2 separate regions of the Homo sapiens genome follow, and region 2 is linked to region 1. The links are chromatin loops, found by intact Hi-C in ENCODE. Cell type or tissue: ascending aorta. All regions are shown on one strand. Links, peaks and the distances in the headings refer to the core of each region. The heading gives the core; the rest is flanking DNA.

What was found. Hi-C counts contacts between places; a loop is a spot of excess contacts. Peaks named below come from ENCODE experiments on the same cell type or tissue, not always from the same donor. Only the 100,000 strongest peaks of a DNase experiment are listed, where the experiment ranks them.
Region 2: a loop joins it to region 1, with 2.4 times the contacts of the local background. A loop is called at or near these places in 5 of 110 quality-filtered maps.

Annotation. Positions count from the first base shown.
Region 1 is chr2:121,063,852-121,066,761 of GRCh38, reverse strand. No RefSeq gene overlaps it. Among named protein-coding and RNA genes, the nearest start is that of TFCP2L1, 220 kb to the left of the region's middle. In ascending aorta, for the core only: no CTCF peak of the experiment used is centred there; no DNase peak of the experiment used is centred there.
Region 2 is chr2:120,843,936-120,846,845 of GRCh38, reverse strand. All of the region lies in intron 2 of GLI2 (GLI family zinc finger 2), which reads right to left. Among named protein-coding and RNA genes, the nearest start is that of GLI2, 110 kb to the right of the region's middle. RefSeq lists an enhancer at 187-687. In ascending aorta, for the core only: no CTCF peak of the experiment used is centred there; a DNase peak (open chromatin) is centred at 1,313.

The DNA of each region.
Region 1 (2,910 bases), core at 272-2,771:
CCTCGCTTCCAGGGCAGACATTACTAATCAATGGCAGCACACTCCTCCTGCTAATCCAGGATGTGGCTTCCAAGTCCTTTTCAGCAAAGGTATCAGGCACCCCGTGACTGATCAAAGTTGGCCATCTCATATCCGGTTATAACCCACAGGCCTACGCTTCTTTCTCTTCCCTATCCCATTCCCCTACCATTCAGCCACATGGGATGTATTGGCACTCTCACATTGGGATACTTGAGGAGGTTAAAGGACTGGACCAACTTCACACAGGTACTGGCAGGCGAGGGGTGATGCGAGGGACAGTGCAGTGCTCCGTGACTAGCTTTGCTGCTACCACCCCTCTGCCTAAAGGGGCAAGGATCCCAGAAGGAGAGAGTTGCTTTGAAAAGAGTCATCTGGCTGAGGGACACAGTGAACCCCAAAGCAGCCCCAAATGGTCAGAGTCAGGGAGTAAGTGCCCTGGCCTCCTTCTCCCTCACCTGCCTGTGCTCCCATTGTCTGAGCCCCACTAAAGCTGGAGGGCGGGAGAGCCTCTTGCAGTAGATATCACAGGGTGGAGCAAGGCTTGGGGGAAGTGGGCACCACCAGAAGCTTTCAGCCCACAGCAGGATGCCCTGCTCGGCCCCACAGAGGAGACAGAAGGGACAGGCCAGGCTCACAGACAGGCTGTCAATGTGCTACCCGTTCCATACCACCGTGCTCTTGCCACCAAGTTCCGTCTGCCTGTCTGACTGTCCTGCCAGCTTCATTTGCCAAAACCTACTTCTCCTTCCAGCCAGCCCAGGAGCCACCTCCTCCTCGAAGCCTCATACATTGCCCTTTCTGCTGGGTCCTCAGTACTGCCCCAGTTAGAGGTCATCGTTCCTTCCTCTGGACTTCAAAAGCAGTTCCCCAGCAGGGGACGTCCGCGGGAGCCAGGCCTGTGCAGTGGGAAAGGAGAAGCCATCCTCCCACGCGATGGACGAGGACTCAGAAGCCAAGAGAGTGTTTCTGGTGTGGTCAAGGTGGCTGGCCCCAAATCCAGCATCCTCTCTCCACAGAGCCCTCGCCCCTGTCTTCAGCCAATGTCCCTAATATGGCTTCCCATCCACCTGGCTGCTGGGCACACCTCCGCACCATCCCACCTCCAACACCGTCTCTCCCCTGCAACCCCACTGCCACCCAGACCAGGAGAGCAGGTTTGAGAAGCGCCCCTTGGCTGCTGGTGGCTTGCAGCAGGCCCCGAGGCTCCTCAGCTTTCTTCTGGTGTCCTTTGGGGACCTTGTCCTATAGACTTGGGGATAAGTCACAGAACTCTTGCAGCCACACTGAAGAAGTACATGAGCCAACCTCTGGTGAGGCCAATTCTGCCACCACTGGACCTGTCCCTGGGCCATTGCCTCGTGTGCTCACTCTGAAAGCCTGCCTGACCCTCAGTCTCTTCTTTTGCTGCCCCCTAGCCTCTGTGACCCACCTGTGGACAACTGGTCGTGATCAGCTGTATGTGAGTGGACCCAGGCTCAAGTCAACTCAACTGAACAAACATCTGAAAATCTGGCATGTCAAGCTGTCCTGGGCACTGGGAGTGTCAAGGTGACCAGGACACAGTCCTTGCTTTCTGGGTCCTCACATCTAACCAGAGGGACTGGCATGTGACATGTAAAGGATACTAGCATATGCCAAGAGCAATAGTAGTAACAGTTACAGAGATAGAACAGGGAGAATGGATGTTAATGTGCATATTTATCAGGGAAGGCTTCCTGTAGGAGGTGGTAGGGCTGGGCTTTCCAGTTAAGAGAGGGGTCTTGTTCTATAGCTGCTCTAGTCTTCATATAGAAAAATAATTTCTTTTCTCTGGATGGCTAGACTGGGCAGGGTGATGTCTTGTATGAATCAAGGTCTGGGGCTCAGCCACAATCATCCTGCACAGTGGATGGGAACTGACCCCAGGAGTGGCATGGCTGCCTTCTTCATTATCAGGGTGGAAATTTCCAGTGTCCCCACATCATGGCCCTCATACTCATAACAAATTGTAGTGTCTCAGCCCCCAAAGCCCAGAGCGGCTGGGCACATTAACAAGAACCTCAGCTAGCAACAATATGCTGCCTCAAATATAAGCTTGGCCCTAAAGCCCCCTGCGCCAAGCAGCCCTCTCCTGTTTATTTCCATTCCTTACCTAAGCCAACCTCATTAGTCTCCCCCAAATATTCCCCCTAATTATGCTCCAACGGAGGTGGGGGGCACACGTCCTTATGGTCTGGGCAGCCGGGATTCCTAATAAAAAGTCACCATAATAATTAAGAACAATGATTAGGCTCCTTTCCACTGCCCCCGATCACTCCAGCCCCATCAAAACTGGCTCCAGACCAGGTGCTAAGCTCTGCAGCACCGCCCAGGCATTTATTCCGAGCATGCTGCCCTGGCAAGCGACTCCAGTCCCCTTTCTCCCCACCCGCTAATGAACATCTGCTGGTGCTTCCTGGGAGTTCAAGGACTTTGGGAGAGGTGGCTTAGAGGTGGTGTAGTCAGAAACCAAAACCACGTCCATCTCTACTCCCAAAAGCATGAAGGAACTTCGTCTGTGCCTTCGGGTCCGTGCTGTCCTTACCCCAGGGATGTCCTTCCTTCCCACCCACCCGTTCATGTGGCCCAGACCTCTCGGTATTCCCATACTCAGCTCTGGGCACCCTCCTCTGGACACCTATCCTGGCAGCCCTGGGCAGCTTGGTAGGCACCTCCCTTGGGCTCCCACAGCCTACCTTGCAGCCGCTCCTATGGCGCTCTCGTTGCTGTTCACTTGTGTGTCTCAGAGGTGCAGGCTCACTCATCTCTGCCTCCCAGGGCTGAGCTCAGTGCCAGGCAGTGAGTGGGCCTCATTACGAGTCTGTTGAATGAGTGACGAGAGCTATAAGATGCCCAAGAAGGAATTTCAGA
Region 2 (2,910 bases), core at 306-2,805, 220 kb after region 1:
GGACGCTTCCATCTGCACAGCAACTCTGAGATGCAGCTAGAAACATGGGTTTTATAGGTGAAAAAAGAGAATCTCAGGGAGGTCAAGGAACTCACCCAACTGGCTTTGAAGGGAAAGGGCTGAGGACCAAGCTTGGGACTGCCCAGCTCCATGCCTGAGCCATGGTTTTGCCAGAGCCAGACTCATTGAGGGGAACCAAACACGGCTGCCTCTTGACCTGGTACACCTGAGTGGCCTGGAACAGAAAGGCAGGACAGGTGCTTCGGCACGACCAGGGGCTGTTGGAAAACAGCCCGGAGAGGTGCCAGCCCCTCAGGACCCCTGCAGAACAGGTACAGTACCACCACCTGTGCACTCAGCCCACACCAAATTACCAACTGCCCGGAGACCCAGCAGCTGTGAAGAGCCCCCTTAGAGAGCTTGCTCTAACGATGCAGATACCTGGGCACCTCCCAGGCCCAGCCAGTTATGGCTGAGGCCCACAAAGGCTTTCACAAAACCTCTTCTGAGTGATTTTTGCTGAGCAGCCAGAAACAGAGAGCCCAGAACTCCACCTATCTCTCACCAGACAGATGCACATGGAAGGGCCAGGGACCAGGAGCATGCTGTAATTAGCTCCATCCAGCAAGCTAGGAAAATGACCCCAATTGGGTGGCTTTGAAGAAGGTGGAAGGGAGGCCACTCCACGGCAAGAAACCAGAATGACTGACGGGGGAGATCTAAACCAGGCCCACTCCACAAATGACAACACACGAGTAGGTCTAGTCGTGCTTCGGACCCCCCTAGTGACATCTCCCAGCTGACCTGGGGAAAGGCAGAGCCCCCAGTGATGTCCAGTTACAGACCCAGATCCTGGCTCTGCCTCTAACCAGCTGACTGACTTAGATAATTCCACTTAGCCTCAGTTTTCCCATCTGTAAATTGGAAAGGGTTGTTGTGAGGATCAAATGGGCTAACCTGTGTAATATTTAGTCTGATGCCTGGCAATTAGGAAAACCTCAGCAACAATATCTACATAATACTACCACGTATTCCAGGCACAATACCTGGAACCTAATAAGTAATGAATATTTACTAAGTGGATGATTTGCCACAGAAACAGAGGTATCCATGCGGGTACCACCCCATCCCATGATTCCAATCAGGAAAGAGTCCAGGCAGTGTCCCGAGTTCATTAGTGGTAGAATGAGCCAAGTCAGCACAAGAAGCTGACCGGGGCTCCCGACTGCTGTGCCGTTTGCTTTCCAGGTCTCCCAGGGAGCACCTCTCCAGTCCCCAGGCCACCCAAAACTGGGCGGAGTGTCTGAGAAGGAGACTGGAGGCAGCCAGCCCCAGCCAACTGGCAGCTGCAGCATGTGAGCACGGCAGAAAGTCCAGGCCCACGTGGGCGTGCCTGGGCCTTGGCTGAACCAGGACTGATCTAGTTCCTTGAAGCCAAGTGGGGATGTTTCCTCCCTGTATAGCATGTCTTCCCTTGGAACAACCACAAGACATGTCATCGTCTTAATGAAGCCCTAGCGCTGTTTGCATTTCCAAAGCATCTCTTTCTCCTTCATTTTTAGTTTATATTTTTGAGACAGAGTCTTACTCTGTCACCCAGGCTGGAGTGCAGTGGCACAATCTCGGCTCACTGCAACCTCCACCTCCCGGGTTCAAGTGATTCTCATGCCTCAGCCTCCCGAACAGCTGGGATTACAGGCGTGCACCACCATGGCTGCCTATTTTTTGTATTTTTAGTAGAGACGAGGTTTTACCATGCTGGCCAGACTGGTCTCGAACTCCTGACCTCAAGTGATCCACCCACCTCAGCCTCCGAAAGTGCTGGGATTATAGATATGAGCCACCGTGCCCAGCTTCTTTCTCCTTTTTTTCCTCACCTGCTCCTCCCACCCAGTCTACACAGGGGGCAATTCCAGGTGGAGAACAGGAGGCTAGAGAGGTTAACGTTCATCACCTGGAATCATGCAGCAACTCACAGGTGAAGCCTTATTTTCAGGACACTATGTGGGCCAAGAAAGCAATAAGGATTATCCCTACCCAACTGGCTCCTGAGACTGAGGGGTCTCTGCTAGGATGGGGTGCCCCAGAAAGTAAGTGCCCTTTGGGGTGCAGATCACAACACCAAATTACCCTATCCACTTTGTCTTGGTGACCAAAGACACAAACTGAAACCACAACCTCCAGGGAAGAAAACGTTAATTTCCTTTCTAACTAGAATTCAGAACATTTTGGAGCTGGAAAGAATCTTTGAGAAACCATAGTCCAACCTTCCCATTTTACAGATGGGGAAAGTGAGGTTCAGAGCAACAAAGGCTGCTCCAGGCTAGTCAGTTAGCAGTTGGTCTTCTGATTTCCCAGCCAGCAAAGTGACAGGAAGGGACGGAGACCCTCCAAGCCCCACCTGCACCCACTATAAAGACACAAGAAATGGAGCTTGTACCCAAGTAGGGCTGGATGTACTAATTTTATGCAGATTCCATCTAATGCCATTAGGCAATCAAAGTAAGGATTAGCAAACTACAGCCTGAGGCCAAATCTGTCCACTGCTCATTTCACTGGGACACAGCCCTGCTCGATCATGCACATACCATCTATGCTGCTTTTGAGCTCCAGTGGCAGAGGAGAGTAGTTGTGACAGAGACCATACGTATGGCCTGGAAAGACTGAAATCTTTACTCTCTGGCCCTTAACAGACACGTGTGCTGACTGCTAATTTCGAACTAGGGAAAATGTCAAGCACCCTCTGCTAGGAGCTACTCAGGGTTCTTTGGTGACATCAGATAGGACCCTTGCCCTGATGTAAAAGGTGGGAAACAGGCCCAGTGAGAGATGGGTCCTGCCGGGGACCACACTGCAGGCTCCAGCAAAACCACACTCCTGGACAGGCACGGTGTCTCACGCCTGTAATCC